2 separate regions of the Homo sapiens genome follow, and region 2 is linked to region 1. Evidence: read pairs that join two places in POLR2A ChIA-PET (ENCODE). Cell type or tissue: PC-3. All regions are shown on one strand. Links, peaks and the distances in the headings refer to the core of each region. The heading gives the core; the rest is flanking DNA.

Region 1 (8,974 bases), core at 2,513-7,512:
TTATCACCGTGCGTGTCAAACAGCAGAATTATGAGATAAATGGTAATGGTAGTCATGTGATATTTGCTTTAGGAAATCTAAACAATTGTAAAAAGACACTGTACTTCTATCAAATACCTAATACTTGGTTCCAGACTTGAAATGCCAGAGGTTTACTGCAAGTCTGAGACAGAAAAGAAGGATTAAAAATGATAAAATTAGGATTTGGGCACAGTCAATCATAACATCTTAACATCTGACGTGACCTCTGGAGTTATCTGCACCAGACAAGCTCTCCCAGTCAGAGATGAGGTGAGGCCCACAGCTGAGGAATCCAATTGCCCCAGCTTCAGAGATGAGTGGCATCTGTAGGAGAAAATCCGACAGGTCCACAGGGAGGGGTTTTTATTCTTTAGCAACAGAATACCAGCAGAACACGTTTTATGTAAAATAGCGGATGAAATCCCAACCTATAATTGACACAGAATGGAAATGCTTGGGTAGAAGGTGGAGAAGAGGCCCTCATCCACCTGGCACTGCTCTCCAGCTCCCTGCAATTTCTCTGTGGGGAGTTATCAGACACTTAGGTCTTGGGGAAAATGCATGAGTTAGGACTTCTCTGGTTGCAAAGTAAACAATTCGATCTGAGTGAGAATTACATCCAGGAAAATAATGATGGTTATTCTAATAATGGTCTCATGGACCCAGAGGAGCAATGCATGTGGATTTGAGGAAGGGACTACAATTGGGATGGTGGTTATCAGATCTCGCTCTCTCTATTTATATATATATTTGAGACAGAGTCTCTGTCACCCAGGCTAGAATGCAGTGGCGGTTCACTGCAACCTCCACCTCCTGGGTTCAAGTGATTCTCCCACCTCAGCCTCCCGAGTAGCTGGGATTACAAATATGCACCACCACACTCAGCTAATTTTTGTACTTTTAGTAGAAACAGGGTTTCACCATGTTGGCCAGGCTGGTCTCCAATTCTTGACCTCAAGTGATCCACCCACCTCAGCCTCCCAAAGTGCTGAGATTAGACCCATGAGCCACCGCACCTAGCCCTCCCTCCCTTTAAACACACCTGTGCACTTCTAAATTCCATAGGACAAGAATCTGATGGGCCCATGTTGGGTAGGGCCCATCAATTACATTGGGGGCTTGGAAGTGGCAGTGTAGAGAGAAGAGGGAGGCCCAGGGTCATATGACAGACACATGGCTGGCTATGATTTAAGTGTCAGTTTCCAGAGAAGAAGAACTGGTCAGGCCCCCAGCAATTTGGAAACTACTGATACTGTGTCTGGAATTGGTGGGTTCTCGGTCTCACTGACTTCAAGAATGAAGCCGCGGACCCTCGCGGTGAATGTTACAGCTCTTAAGATGGCGCGTCTGGAGTTGTTCGTTCTTCCAGGTGGGCTTGTGGTCTCGCTGGCTTCAGGAGTGAAGCTGCAGACCTTCACGGTGAGCGTTACAGCTCATAAAAGCAGTGTAGACCCAAAGAGTGAGCAGTAGCAAGATTTATTACAAAGAGCAAAAGAACAAAGCTTCCACAGTGCAGAAGGGGACCCCAGCGCGTTGCCACTGCTGGCTCGGGCACCCTGCTTTTATTCCCTTATCTGGCCCCACCCACATCCTGCTGATTGGTAGAGCCTAGTGGTCTGTTTTGACAGGGTGCTGATTGGTGCGTTTACAATCCCTGAGCTAGACACAAAGGTTCTCCACGTCCCCACCAGATTAGCTAGATACAGAGTGTGACACAAAGGTTCTCTAAGGCCCCACCAGAGTAGCTAGATACAGAGTGTCGATTGGTGCATTCACAAACCCTGAGCTAGACACAGGCTGCTGATTGGTGTGTTTACAAACCTTGAGCTAGATACAGAGTGCCCATTGGTGTATTTACAGTCCCTGAGCTAGACATAAAGGTTCTCCACGTTCCCACCAGACTCAGGAGCCCAGCTGGCTTTACCCGGTGGATCCCACACCGGGGCTGCAGGTGGAGCTGCCTGCCAGTCCAGCGCCGTCCCCCGGCACTCCTCAGCCCTTGGGTGGTCAATGGGACTGGGCGCCCTGGAGCAGGGGGTGGTGCTCATCGGGGAGGCTCGGGCCGCACAGGAGCCCATGGGGGAGGGGGGAGGCTCAGGCGTGGCTGGCTGCAGGTCCCGAACCCTGCCCTGCGGGGAGGCAGCTAAGGCCCAGCGAGAAATCGAGAGCAGCACCGGTGGGCCGGCACTGCTGGGGGACCCAGCACACCCTCTGCAGCCGCTGGCCCGGGTGCTAAGCCCCTCATTGCCCAGGGTCGGCAGGGCCGGCTGCTCCGAGTGCGGGGCCCACCAAGCCCACACCCACCCGGAACTCGTCCTGGCCCGCAAGCACCACGCGCAGCCCCGGTTGCCGCCGGCGCCTCTCCCTCCACACCTCCCCGCAAGCTGAGGGAGACGGCTCCGGCCTTGGCCAGCCCAGAAAGGGGCTCCCACAGTGCAGTGGTCGGCTGAAGGGCTCCTCAAGTGCCGCCAAAGTGGGAGCCCAGGCAGAGGAGAAGCCAAGAGCGAAAGAGGGCTGTGAGAACTACCAGCACACTGTCACCTCTCAATACGCTGTGCTGGCAGTGGCCACACATACATACTAGAACGAGACAGGCCCAACTGAGCTGCAGGAAGCATAGCTCACCAAGCTGGGCATCTGAGCATGGTACAGAGCACCATGACTCCCAGTGGTCAGTTCAGGACAGGCACTGGTTTTACCATCTGGGGAGCCCACAAGGATCAGGGTAGTATCCAAGACTCCAGACAGCATGGGAAAGCAGAGAGTCAGTGATATGGTTTGGCTGTGTCCCCCACCCAAATCTCACATCGAATTGTAATAATCTCCCTGTGTCAAGGGAGGAGCCAGGTGGAGATAATTGAATCCTGGGGGCAGCTTAGCCAAGGTGCAGAGTCTGAGGTCTAGTTCTGCTGACAGGAAGAGCAGGCCTCCATCTGGAAAGAACTGGAAACCAGGAGAGTGGCCTCTAAATAAACAGAAATTGAAGGAGACAGAAGCCTTATTCTTATCCTAATTGAGCTCTGGGGTCAGGGGAAAGAAGCAGCAAGATTATTGGGACAGTGAATCCCATGAGCTACCAACCTAGGCCTTCCCAACCTCTGACCAGAGCAAGATTGCCTTCTGCTTTCTGGGTGTGAGTGCTAGGGGAGCCTGCAGGAGGAGGGGAATTTCCTATGAGGTTGTGGCGTCTACTAGAAGGCCACAATGATCAAAAGGGTCATTAGAGCTTCTGCTTGCTCTGAATGGTATTTGTGGAGAGGGAATGTGCCTTATGTTCTCTCTTGCACAGTGGTGGTGTCTCCCTTGACCCTTCCTAACAAACACGGTGAGTGAACCATGAAACGAGAAAACTATCAGGCATCAGTAATACGTAAGGCCTGGGCCAAAATAAAGAGTTATGTGTTGAAAATGAACTAACGCAACTGGTAGATACTTTCCATGCTAACACTTTTGTAGTCTCAGGGTTTATAAAAATCTTTCTTTCTTTCTTTCTCTGTCTTTCTTTCTTTCTTTCTTTCTTTCTTTCTTTCTTTCTTTCTTTCTTTGTTTCTTTCCCTTCCTTCTTTCCTTCTTTCCTTCTTTCTTTCCTTCTTTCTCTCTTTCTCCCTTCCTCCCTTCCTCCCTTCTTCCCTTTCTTTCTTCCTTTCTTTCTTTCAGCCTGGGTCTTATTCTGTCACCCAGGCTGTAGTGCAGTGTCATAATCATGGCTCACTGCAACCTGGAACTCCTGGGCTCAAGGGATCCTCTCATCTCAGTCTCCTGAGTAGCTAGCACTACAGGCACGTGCCACCACATTGGGCTAATGTTTTAATTTTTTTGTAGAACTGGGGTCTCACTATATTGCCCAGACTGTTCTGGAACTCTTGGCCTCAGGTGATCCTCCCACCTCGGCTTCCCACAATACTGGGATTACAGACGTGAGCCACCAAGCCTGGCCAGTTTACAAAGATTTCTAAAGAAAGATCCCAGGAAACAATTTCAAGCATCGCTCCTACATGTCACTTTGTGATATTTTTCATGCATAGAAGGAATAATACATTAAGCCTGCGTGCATCTCAGTGCGGTACATGTTTTACTCATTTGCTTAATTTGCTGAAGATTTTAATGTCACGTGGCTGCAGAGAGGGACATGGAAACACTTAGAAGGACTCAGGGCTTTAACATCAAACGCCCACTTTTGATTCTCCTGCCAAGAAAGAACAAAATATTTGTCTCTCGGATAGTTAACCTCTCTTCCATACACAGTCCACAACACATTGCATTGGCAAGCTATATGCAACCCCCTTCTCCTCTATAAAGGATGGTAATCTTTTTGCTTACAAAGATGAGAAACACCAGGAACACCCATCATTCTCCAACAAATTAGCTTGTCTTGAGACTATTTTCCATGTAATTTAAGGGTAAATGTCAGAGAAGTGTTTCCCTTTATTGGAAGTAAGGAGCTAAAGTTCTAAATGCTGGTAAGAAATGCAGTTTGTAACTCCTTCAGGCACGGGGTCTTTATCTGCCCTGAATGATCTTCTAGTGCCCAGGATTCAGTGTCCAGGGAAGGAATAGACACCTGTCTGTGTAACCCAAGGGTGACAGAGCTTAGCATCTTTTTTTTTTCAATTTCTTTCTTACATCCAAAGACTCTGGATATCTTACATATAAACCAACCCAAGGGTTTTCTGACATATTTTGCCCAAGTTGGAGTTATACACATGTGCCAATCACCAGTGAAGGGTGATTACTTATTCAGTAGAAAGGAGCTTTGAAGAACGGTGGGAAGTAGTTCTGTATAAATGACACATTTTATCTGTTTTTCAAATAATTCATGGAAAATACTGACATAAAGTGCCAATTATTTTTTCCCCATGAATAGGGCTGGCAGTCTTATTGTATACTTTAAAAGTCACTTACAATTTGCTCACATTTCTTAACTCCCCAGGGAAAAGAATGTATTTCCTTTGCTCTAAAGATTAAAGTTCAATTTGACTTCATATTTTGTGGAAGGGATTCTTAAAGGCATTGCATTCTCATATCCTAGATATCATTACAAGCTGTAAATTTGGTGATTGATGTCTACATGGCAGCCTCCAGAGGCTGCGTGCTAGTTAAAATAATAAAGTGCTCCTTAGCCTCTAGATGCATTCGAGAGAATAGCAGGTGGTCATTGTTTACTGTGCTAAAGTGAGCCACTCCGTTTGAGACAGCTCATTTTGGACTCAAGCTGAATGCCATGCCTGAGTGATCTGACTTCTAACAAAGCCACCAATAGACTCATTCTGTTGTTTAATTTGAATGAGAATTAGCTGCTGCTTCGTGCAAGCCAAAGACCCTCTATTAGAAACTGGTTCTCTAGAAATGTTTATGGAAGCCCAGTGGCTGCAGCATTTTGGAGGGGTGTGAGAATGATCTGATCTTCCATGGAAGCACATTGCATTTCCAATCTCACCATTCCACTTCAGACTCAAGCAGATGTGGCAGGGAGAGGCGGTAATATATTTTGCCATATGTCAGGGCCACTGTGTCACTCAGACTCCCAGGAAATGACACAGACTCAGGGAAAACAGTGGCCCATATATTTTCATTAAAAAGAGAGCATGTGACTGGTTCACAGTCAGGGCAATTGACACAGACCCCTTCTCCAAGAGCGTTATATTAATATTAGCAAGAGCACAGGGCCACGGCTGCTGAAGTTTTAGTCCACAGAGTCAAGAAAGCACAAAATCCAAAAAGCTGGGATTTGCAAGACACTGTTCCCAAAAGCAGTCTCCCTGATAGGTTTGCACAAAACTCTTTGGGGTAAGCAGTAACTGTACCCTTCACACTGTGGCAGGTCCAGCCACAGGCAACATAGAACATTCTAGCCTTGCATCTTAAAACATGCCTTTTAATAATGTGACCTGGAGAATCTGAGTTCAACATACAGAGTGTCTGAACACTTTAGAAGTGATTTATCAGGGTCCTAGTATAAGAATCGAGGCCCAGGCAGAACCAAACTGCCTGCTTCTAACAACTCCTTTTCGAAGGACCAGCTTGTTTTTATATATTTCTTTGTGATATTGCTCGGAATCTGTGTCTCCATTCAGAAACCCATCCAGTATCTATTTTTTTTCAAAAAGAAGACAGACCATTTGTCTAAGATCAGATGAGCGTGATGGAGGACACAAACATTATGATTGAAATATAATCAAGATATTAATGCAATCGGTACTGTTTTTAGAAGAAAAAAATTGATGCCATAATTCAGGGTCACCATGGCAATCCTTATTTGCTTATTAATTTGTTACTACTTTAAAGTTTTCCTCTTGGCTCATTCAATGTAGCCTGGCAAACATCCATACCTTGTTTCTCATGGTGTTTATTTGCTCATTCCATGATTTTTACCAATGATGCTGGGCATTTTCAAGATTCAGCCTAACAATGTACATGGACAGGCTTAGTCTCCTCTGGGATTTTCTGCCTGGGATGATGCAATTTCCAGGAGCTCATTACACCATAAAGGAGACGCACGCCCCTTTTCTTAGGAAACAATCTTCTGTCTGTTGGAGGTCTCTTGCTCTCCAGTTTAAAAAGCTTTAACTGTGCTTTAAGACTTTGTCATTCAATTCTTATTTATTCTTCTTAATCTCCTTGGGATTCTTACATTAGGTGTACAATAATCCTGTTAAGCCCTCAAGACTTCTCCTAAATGAGTGGCAGTTCTGGGTAATGGATTGAAATATCCCTTGCATTTTCTAGAAACACTGTATCTTGTTTTATGATCGTCGTTTTCTGGGAGTCCCAGCTAATTTAGGAAGTGGGGAAAAGAAAACATTTGCTGAATCTCAGCTGAGAACAACACGAAGATGATCATCCTAGGGAAAGTACAAAGTATACAAAAATAATACAAAAAGGCAGGTTTCTCTCCTTCAAAAAGAAAGTCCCCATTTATTCTTTCCCAGTGAAGTCTCTGACTTCTGAACTCTCTGACTACTCCCAGGCAGTTTGATGTAGTTCTCTTTTCATTGTTGTGGATACAATGGTGAACCTTGGATAATGGTGTGCCTCACAGACCAGGCAGGAAGTGAGAACCTGAAATCTGCAGAAGCAGGGTTTTTAGAAAGCGGTAGAATCTTAACAGGCGAGAAGTCAAAAGTCAGAATGCAAGGGTATCAAGGTGAAGTAAGACAGAGGTTCAGCAACCAGGAAAGAACACAATGCCACAAGTTCCCAGGTCAAAGAAAGACAGAGGGTCAGCAAGCTGTTGGGCATCTAGGACTCTACTCATGAGACATGTGGAACAGAGCTTGTAATTCAGCCTCTGTGAAAAAGCCCTTGACATGATTTCTGCTGTGGAAGGAGTCATTTTCATTGTATTTGCAGCCCAGGGACTGAAAATAAGGGCTGATGATGATGGGAATATAATAGAATGCTAAGCTGGGTGTGGTGGCTAGCGCCTGTAATCCCAGCATTTTGGGAGGCTGAGGTAGGTGGATCACCTGAGGTCAGGAGTTTGAGAGCAGCCTGGCCAACATGGTAAAACTCCGTCTCTATTAAAAATACAAAATTAGCCAGGTGTGGTGGTGGGTGCCTGTAATCCCAGCTACTTGGGAGGCTAAAGCAGGAAAATCGCTTGAACCCGGGAGGCAGAGTTCGTAGTGAGCTGAGATTGCACCATTGTACTCCAGCATGGGCAACCAGAGTGAAACTCTGTCTCAAAAAAAAAAAAAAAAAAAAAAGAATGCTAAAAGGGCTCTATTGAAAAAGTATATTTCTTACAACCTCCACTACTTAATATAGACCCCCTTCCTGTATTTGTTCATTTTTTAAAATTCCCAGAATAGATTACTGCAAAGTTTCCAACTTTCAGAGATCTTTAAGGCCATCTGGAAGCTTTGGATATAAGACATATCTAATCTTAAAGCACATCACCCACATTAGCACATGAAGTTCTGCTGAGGAATTTACTCAGTCCTTCTGAGCTTCAAGGAACAGGTTAATTCCAATGCCTTTGTCTGAAAAAAAATGGATCCTTCCTTTCTAGAGCTTTCCCTGGCAATGACCAATATCACAAGAACAGAGCCCTTCTCAGACAGCATTGCATCAGCACGAGCATAGGGCCATGGCTGTCCAGGGAGTCAAGAAAACACAAAATATAAAAAACCTGAGATTTGCAAGACATTATTCCCAAAAGTAGCCTCCTGGATTCTTTTGCATAAGACTGTTTGGGATGGGCAGTAAGTGCAGCCAGGACACTTGCAAGTCCAGCCATGAGCAACATAGAACATTCTAGCCTTGTACCCTAGAACATGCATTTTTATAATGTGATCTGGAGAATATGAGTTCAATACACAGGGTCGGAAAGTGGGAGCTAAGACAGGAAGGAGGATAGGGTGGAACTCAAAAACAAGACTTAGGTGGTGATGGAGAATGCTAAAATTTTAGCCATATAAGTACAGAAAAAAATAGACAATAACACATGTATGTATCTATTTCAACAGTTTCTGGGTGTTTACAGTGTACCGAGCACTGTATATTTGACCAGATACCAAAGAGAGTCGGTGAGAAAAATACCAGTGGCCTCTAACCATCTCTGCATTCAGACAGCAAGAAAGTTTTGAGAGAAACCAGGATATCTAGGAAACGATCCAGACAGGTTTGGAAAGATAGTCCTTTTAGACACAGCACTTCAGGAAGTATATGTTAAAATGGCAAAAGCTCTAGATTGAAGTCTGGGTTTCAGTTTCGGTTTTAGAATTTTGAGCAAGTCTCTAAATTTTACTGGCTCTCTGTTTCTACTTCCATAGACACGATGCTTTGTTAACCCTGGAGGAAGGACATCATTGTCCTGCAGGATGCTGGGTGTTGTTATGAATGCAAGAGCCAGCAGGGGATGGTACAGAGGATGCAGAGACCAACTCTCCCTAAGAGCTCAAAGCAGCTTCACAAGCATTTGAACTGGGCCTTGAACAGTGAGCACAAATTC
Region 2 (8,974 bases), core at 2,289-7,288, 160 kb before region 1:
CTTTGCTATCTTCGGCTATTCTGGAGAAATATGAGAACTTGAATTGAGAGACAGTTAGCATCCTCTTTCAGCCCGGGACTGGAAGCTCTCTCCGTGACATAGCAGTCTATCATAGAAGCAGCAGGCCATCACCTCCAACCTGGCTGGCTGCTTGTACAAAGTATCCACCCAGATAAAACGAAATACACTGGAGCATCTGTTTCTTCTCAGAAAACTCTTCCATTTCTCCTAGGAACCCAGTGCCTGAGCAGTCTCCCTTTAACCCTTACAGAGCCACCGTGGCAAATGCAAGGATCGAAACTGTATGAATGAGGGCGCTGTGGGAGAAGAACACTTCCCTGCTATTTACCTGAGATTAAGTAGATGACCAGCGCTTGGAAGGGAATGTGGCCTTCTCACCTCTGGGCCTGAGAACAAGCACTGGACACAGTGGTATCTAATATGCCCTTTTACCAATTGAACAGATCAAACCCATGTGTGGCCTGGTTGTCAGGCTTTAAATAAACATTGTATTTATATGCGCTTTGTGCTTTTAAACTCCATCAACAAAAAGCACTAGAATTTAGATATTTACTCCCCAGGATTTCCATTCCTAAGTTAAGGCAAGTTTTTATTTATTTATTTGTTTTTTTAAAAACTGAAGGATAGAGTCTCGCTCTATTGCCGAAGCTGGAGTGCAGTGGCAAGATTATAGCTCACTGTCACCTCAAACTCCAAACTCCTGGCCTAAGCGATCTTCCTGCCTTGGCCCCCAAAAGCACTGGGATTACAGGTGTGCACCACCACAATTCACTAATTTTTTATTTTTTGTAGAGAGAGGGTCTTGCTATGTTGCTCAGGCTAGCCTTGAACTCCTGGCCTCAAGCAATCCTCTCACCTCCGTCTCCCAAAGTGCTGGGATTACAGACCTGAGCCACCACTCTGGCCAAGTTTCAATTGAGTGGAAAACCACCAATTGGTTGAAAGTTTCTATGCACAGTTTTCACAAGTGCTTATTTAATCTGAACTTAAAGTTCAAAAATTAAGTCCTTCCTCAGAATTAGTTGGTTTATACTTAAACTTTCCTGAGAACTTGTTAATAAAAGAGTTGCTTGAAGAAAAAATAAGCTGGTAACGTTTCATGAGAATTTCCTCATTCAAAAAGCACATCCATGTGTGACTTTGATCACAAAGACAGAAAGATTTGTGACGCAGCAACTATTTATTTGGGTTCTGTTCATATGACTTTTCCCAGCTTCAGGGATCTCAGCTGTCAAATGAGGATGAGAGAAAAGTGAGTGCTCATCCCCATAATGGGCACATATTGAAGACTCAACAGCAAGAGCCCGGCATAGGTTGGACATGGTGGCTCAGGCCTGTAATCTCATTACTTTGGGAAGCTGAGACAGAGAATGGCTTACCTCAGGAGTTCGAGACCAGCCTGGGCAACATAGTGAGAAGCCCCCCCATCCTTCTGTGTTTTAAATAAATAAATAAATATGTTTTTCAAAAAAAAACCAGTCATAATTATTCCTTCCCAAACACTCTATGATTATTTAAGTTAAAGAAGAAAAAAACAACATGTTGACCAAAGAAGATCTAGCAATAAAGACCTGGGCTTGATGAGGAGGAAGACCACGTTATAAGGCAAAAGTTCTCCATGAACTTGAACTCTATAAAGGAATTGAGTAGACGGAAGCCAAAATATTCTGTTTGTTTTTTTTTCTTCCTCTGCTCCTCTGCAGAACTTAGTAGAGCTCTGAATGAATGTGCTTCACTTCCTAAGCTATCTATGAATTGTTTCAACCATAAGACACTACTAACTGCCCTAGATACCAGATACAGGCCAATCAACCAGAGAAGAGCAGGAGAACCCTCCTCTCAAGGTGCAACGAACTGCCAAGCCACTGACTCTTACAATCAGGATGGATGACAAACACCCAGGCAAGAGGCATTTGGAACCTGATCCAAATGAATTTTTGTTTCTTGTTGTTCTTTAGGCTTAATGATCAGTCTAGATGAATACTACCACTGCAATTAGTTACGTTTATTTTTTAGCTTCCTTTACACACACATATGTGTTTGTGTGTGCGCTTCTGTGGAGCCATGTCAGCAGGCATGCAAGTATCAAGTTTTATGCTGGAAAGAAAGGAGCTGAGAATGTGCATGCCCGCTGAAGGCATATGTCTCACTTGGATCAGTTAAGTGCCTGCTCCCTAAAGTGAAATCTCGTTGGAAATGCCATGCACATGTTGATTCAGTCTGATAAGATTTCAACCAACCTTCTCCTTTAGCTCGCAAAAGTTGCTTCCTTTAAATTACAGAAATGCCTAACACAAAACAACCTCGTAATACTCAAAATTCATTATGATCAAATGTGATTGCTTATACTAAGGGATAATAAAGAAAATTAATTTTATTAAACACACGAGGCTCTGTTCAAATTAAATTTGGTGCTAATGGGGAAAAAAATCAAAAGGAAGAAAGCAGATAATTATCTGCCTGAGTAATAACCAAGGATGCTGCAAGTGGTAGTAACAACTTTGGCCAGCAGTTCTTCTGAGGAGGGTTCATTCTTCCACCAATAGTTTTTTAATTGAATTGAGCTTGGTGGTGGTGCCTCTCACATTGAGAAGTCACCAGAGATCAAAACCAGAAATAAAAAGATGAAGAAAAATACGGCAAAGGAGAATGTTTCTGAATTTGCTTGCACATAAAATCTGCATAATAAAGCAGGCTCCAGATTGAAAAGTTTGAAACAAAGACAAGATATTTCCATCAGTAGCCACTGAAAAAAATTAGAAAATGCATCAGTAGGATTCTGCTTTTTGATTAGAAATAGTACCTATTTTTTCTATATCCACTCCAAAGACTTTCACTGTCTATGTTCAAGGATAGTACCCACAGGCTTCTTTTTTTTGAGACGGAGTTTTGCTCCTGTTGCCCAGGCTGGAGTGCAATGGTGCGGATCTTGGCTCACTGCAACCTCCGCTTCCCAGGTTCAAGCCATTCTCTTGCCTCAGCCTCCCGAGTAGCTGGGACTACAGGCGTGCACCACCTTGCCTGGCTAATTTTTGTATTTTTAGTAGAGACGGGGTTTCACCATGTTGGCCAGGCTGGTTTCAGTCGAACTCCTGACTTCAAGTGATGCCTGCCTCTGGCTCCCAATGTTTGCGAGTGAGCCACCGTGCCTGGCCTGTACATACAGACTTCTAAGACTCTAGTTGAGTTTTACCTGATTTTGAAATGTATAAAAATGAAGTCACAGAAGTTAGGACAGCAGTTGCCCTTGAGGGCAAAGGTTGGTGACTAAAACTGACATCAGAGGGCTTCTAGGAAGCTGGAAATGTTGGCCTCTAGATTGGTTTTGTGGATGTATCCACCTTGCAAAATTTTATCAAATCTTATACTTGGGTTGTGTATTTTTCTAAATATATATTATACTTTACTAAAGGTATATATTCTTCTCTATTTCATATGGAAAATAGAGATGTAGTTTGGCTTAAAAAACTCAGTTTTCCATAAAACAAGGATTTTGTTTTAGTCTAAGTGATGCTCTAAAATACAAGACTAGAGTGAGGTACTTCCCTTGGATACAAAAAGCCAAAAACTCAGTGATTAAGATAAATAGTATTTTAATGTAACATTTTTTAAAAATCCAAATTAATCCTAAAAAATCCATGCTAGTAATAATAAAGAAAGATTAAAACAGAAAATATTACTCATATTACTCAGGAAAACAGAAAATGGAACTTACACTCCAAAAAATGCCAATAAGTGTAAATGTGCAGGAATAAATGTAAATGTGCGGGAATAATCAGATTTGAGAAACCAAGGGCAGATTATTTTTCATTCCATAAGTTTATATTCTCTGAAAATAAAAGACATTAGCACTGTTTCAAAGTTTTTAATAATTTAGGTAATTTAAAAACTAGCATTAAAGGAACAATATCTGAATTATCCCAACAAAATTCTGAAACGAATATCATCTCTATTTGCTTATAATTTCACTATGATTAAACTTCTTACGAAGTTACAAGTATGCGATCTTCCTTTGAACGCACTGAGTTAGGAAAAACATGCCTATTGTTGGTTACACAGAGGAGAGATTACAAATCTAAATCATAGTTGAAAAAAGCAACTGTGCCATGATATGAAACAGCACTGTCAAATCAGACACTGAAGTCGGTAAGTAAGATTTTCTTCTTGTCAGTAGGAAAAGCACTACTGGGTTTGAGTCCCCCAATGCTACCACCTTTTTAGACTTTTGTTAGAGCTTTGCATTCATTTCCTTAATGTTTTTAACCCAATGTCTGTGAAATTTTTATTGCTCCCCGGATGGTGACATCTGATCTGAATGTAACCATACACCTCTTTGCTCAGCAGTATTTGTCACAAACCATTATAAATTATCATGCTGATTGTGTGCATTGCTGGGAAACTGGAGAAGTTTCATAAATTCTAACTACCATATCAATGACATTCTTGTTTATTATACAGATATAAACTTTTATGAGATTCAAGATGTCTGCCTTACCACTGAAGAAAACTTTAGTGGAGTAAGATCTAACTAGTTCGATGTACATACTGAAAACCATTTTCAATGTGCAATGAACATGTGTTTCCGAAAACTCTCCACTGGTCACTTCTTTATTTCTTTTCTATTTTTAATTATGCTTTGACACTTCACAAGTGTGCAGGATTTTGCTGGCAAAAAAGAAATCAACATTCCTTCCTCTCCCTCAACACCTTCTTCGGTCAGAGCATTCTCTAGAATCCTCTCAATCTAATAATAAAATCATGCATATATATAGCTGGGAAAAAATCCTAGTTCTGTGTTAGCCCTGCAGACAGACGCTCCACTGGTCTGTTGATCGACTGATTTACACCACATCTTGTTCAATAAAAGAATTAAGGGGTTATAGTATTATGGTTCTGATGCTTATTTGTAATGAAACCTCATTCAGTGCTGGCATAGACACAGAATGTTGCATGTTAAAACTATGGAGGCACAACTTACACATTTAATTTTCCTAACGAAGTATCCACCTTTGACAGCCACTGCAAAAACTTCACCATTTTGCAAAGTATGATCCAGAATTAACTCATGAACTGGGTCAGTCTTGGTGCTATTCACATGAGAAGTTGTGACTGTATACTGTATTGTTAAGATTATGAAATGATGTTTTTTACCTAATTATACATAAAACAATAAAAATCTAAATAAAAAATTTTTTTTTTTCTACCAGGACTATGTAGCTGGTCTAATGACTTAACCATCCCTATACTCTACAAAAGAAAACTGTTTACTTGGGTTTCAAAGATGTTTCACAATAAGCAAATGTGCTAAGGCATCGATTTCTTAAGCTTTCTCAGGGTGGAAGTTGACTATACAAATACTGACCATTTCAAGAGAAAATGCAGGGTGTATCATGTGCAAATCATCTCATTACTGGGTCAATAGATTTAGTTTTGACGTATGTTTAGTTTCATATTTCCAAATGTTCTAAAAATCACCAACTTGTTAAAGATATCATAATAATGATAACTTATTTTGAGGGTCACTTTTACCTTTTAAAAAGGCTTTCCTATCTACTACTTGATCCTACTAGTAACCCTATGACATCAGCATAGCAAATGTTTTTTACTGCCAACAGACATATAATGAAGCTGGAACAAGGAAAAATATTAAATGTCTTAAATAAGATGAATAGTTTGTTCTTAACAAGAGTGATAACTAAAAGCTCACCAGCTTTCAGAATGTGGTTTTAACTGTGCCTAGTTTTGTGCCACCTCCAATCCATTTTTGTAAATAGCCTGATATAAAGTACAAAAAAACCCTAATAACAAAACTATGTTTGTAGGAATCTAATCTAAACTTTGAAGTCTATGAATTTGTTCTTCAAATAATTTCTGGTGTTCCCAGGTTTTTTTTTTCCCCCTAGGGCATTCCAATCCCCTGTAAAATTTAAATCTGTGGATTCTTCTCAAAGCCTTCACAAAAGGAGGTAAGTATTTTGCCACATTTGTAGAATCTCAAATGCACCCTTCAACACTGAGCACTAGTCATTCATATGAATCAGCTTAGAAAGATAGTGAAAGGAATGCCTTATGCTGGTCTTCCTATATCTTTCTGGAGTTTCTCATTGATAAAAAGCTCACAATGCAACACTTCAAAACACAGCAGGAAGATATTTTCCATGGATCTAATCTCCATTGACTTCATCAGGCTAAATATAACAGCCTTTCAGCTTTGGCCAGGAGATGACACCTTCACAGAGAGCAAAGCCTCAGTTGGGACAATTAAGAAATCACCTTACTCTGTAGCATTAAAAAAACAAACAAAGTCACCATTATTAAGATTGTTATGTAACATCTTCTTGGCCATGTCAGTTTCTCAAATACTTTGCTGATATCACTAAAACTGTCATTTTCTGTGAATTACAATCATCTTTTAATGTACTTTTTAAAAAGAAAACTAACCAAAAAGGTGCTCCTTTAATCCCATTATACCCCACCTGACACCATGATATGACAAATCATTATTTAAGGTTTACTGTGAGCTAGACACCATTGTAATACTGTGAGATGCTGTTGTAATAATTAGTATACGCTGATTATTTGGAAACTGATCATCAGCCTATGGATTTATGCTAATTCTCTAGGCACCAAAATGTTGAATGAACCAGATGACCTTATTTCCCTGACCATGAAAAGCTAGTTTACTACACCAACTCAACAGGTTGTTGAGCGCTTTCTACAGGTAGGAAGATTTTTATATTACTCTGTTCTTTCCCAGAAGAAATGTATGTGCAAATAGAATTGTAAGCCCTTTACATATATTAAGTGATTCAACTGGCTTCCCTTCTTAAATTTCTACTCCAGTTGTGTGCTGGATCTGGCGCCCACCAGCTCATAAGAACCAACTGTGCACATTTCTTTGCTAGTCTGGGCACAGTGACATCACATGGTTAGTTTGAAATTGGCTATGATGAGAGTATTTACACCACAGAAATTGGCATGTGCTACATACAAATGAGGACTTGACTCGTCTTCTCCAAAGAGCCAGCTGTTAAACATTTACCACCACATCACTGCCAATAACTAGTGATTATTCTGAATTCTTTAAGTATTATATTACACGTATTGATGGTCATGATTTCCAGATTAGAAATTAGTAAACGTCAGTTTATTGAATTCTAACAGCACTTTATTTTTTGGAATAATGTTATTACTTGAGTATGTTTTACCAGAGTTTCTCCTATAGCAGTTTAAACATGGTCAAAAAGCAAATACTAATAACTACTGCTACTACTAATGAAGTAAATCAAATATAAAAGAAAACAAGTCTCCAGATTGTCTAGGTGATTGACACTGTAAAAACCACCATAAAGAATATTAGCAAAAATAAATAAATCAATACAATGAACTCTTTGTTTCCAAGCAGTCACTGGAACACTATTAATGGTAACTTCCATACACAATTAAAAAGTCAATATAATGCCCTGAGGCACTTCTGAATCACAAAGCAAAGATAAATTGGAATTGGTGTAATTTTGTTGCACTGTAGTATACACTGATTATTTGGAAACTGGTCATCAGCCTGTGGATTTATGCTAATTCTCTAGATACTAAAATGTTGAATGAACCAAATGACCTCATCTCTCTGACCATGAAAAGCTAGTTTACTAAACCAACTCAACAGGTTGTCGAGCACTTCCTACAGGTAGGAAGATTTTGATATTACTCTGTTCTTTCCCAAAAGAAATGTGTGTTCAAATAGACTGTCTTTAACAATGAATATACTTGCAAAATAATATTTAGGTCCAGCGGTAGCAGTAGTCTGTAGATATCATATACGGTTACACCAAACTGACCCACTTTAAAACTTGTGAAAACCTCTCAGTCCCTGAGAAACACTTTAGAATTGAGATTTAAATCGATTATTTTTCTTTGATAAAACTATTTATATATGTACAAACTTAAAAGATGGATATTCAGGTTCAAGTCTCTGGAGACTACACCACTTTCAGTGGGTCAGAATGGGATAATGTGGACAAGACAGAGACAGGGGGTCTGTTGGGTGTTAAGAGAGACGAGCAAACATGTATCTGAGTGGACTGCTACGTGCAAGGTAAAAACATACTTTCGATACTGTGGAAAGCAATATCCACATACCAGTTCTTTCACATAAAGTGAGGAAATATAATTTCGACTGTCTCTATAGTGAGAATGTCTTCATAATAACGAAATTGGGCATAAGTTGATGTTTAGAAACTTAACAATAGAAAGAGATAGCAAGACTAAGCAGGTGGATGAAACACTGATGTGTATTTGAGTTCCCATTGTATTCATCGTGTCTTAACAATTATTTTCTAGCATTTTCCATAAAAGTATTTTAATCAGTAATCCACCATTTACAAAACCCCTCATCTGGCTTATCCTGTAGGCCTTATTTTATTCAATTTGCTTTTTCCATGTCAAACTTACTTAGTAAGATGAATGCAGTTCTTAAATCATAAGATGTGCCACAGTTCAATATATCTCAAATAGTGAGATCTCCAATCACACTATCTGTGGATGCGATGTATATTAGTGATCCACTGTATTTCGTAAAAATACAAGTGAGATTTTTGAGTTTCTAGTTCTTCCCCTCTCCAGGAAAAAAAAAAAAAGAAAGAAAAAAGAAACATACATACTGTATACATTTCTTAACAAGAGTTCCCAAACCAAAAGTGCTAACAGGAAGGAGTATAAGAGCTTACACATTTAACTATAATCTTCCTGGTTTGGGGAACTCAGAAATCACTTAACGTACTTCAATTTCCATACCATTGACATATAATCTGGCTGAGATTGGAATCCCTCCTGGATCCATTTATAATCTACATTGTACACACCGACTTCCCCCCCGTAGACAGGCGTGACCACTAGATGGTGCTGTGGTGCCCTGTTCAAAAACATTCCCACTTACTTGCAGTCTCTGTCCTCCAAA

What was found. ChIA-PET counts read pairs that join two places held together with the same protein. Peaks named below come from ENCODE experiments on the same cell type or tissue, not always from the same donor. Only the 100,000 strongest peaks of a DNase experiment are listed, where the experiment ranks them.
Region 2: POLR2A ChIA-PET joins it to region 1 with 6 read pairs; 5 of 35 experiments call an interaction of 5 or more read pairs at or near these places.

The regions. Positions count from the first base shown.
Region 1 is chr10:33,478,462-33,487,435 of GRCh38, forward strand. No RefSeq gene overlaps it. Among named protein-coding and RNA genes, the nearest start is that of LINC02628, 120 kb to the right of the region's middle. RefSeq lists an enhancer at 6,292-6,831. In PC-3, for the core only: no CTCF peak of the experiment used is centred there; no DNase peak of the experiment used is centred there.
Region 2 is chr10:33,321,755-33,330,728 of GRCh38, forward strand. It overlaps NRP1 (neuropilin 1), which reads right to left. Exons shown (of 17, transcript NM_003873.7): 2 at 8,954-8,974. Among named protein-coding and RNA genes, the nearest start is that of NRP1, 8.4 kb to the right of the region's middle. RefSeq lists a silencer at 5,927-6,221. In PC-3, for the core only: CTCF peaks have their summits at 6,238 (motif pointing right) and 6,440; DNase peaks (open chromatin) are centred at 4,367 and 6,117; H3K4me3 peaks cover 3,500 bases; H3K27ac peaks cover 3,694 bases.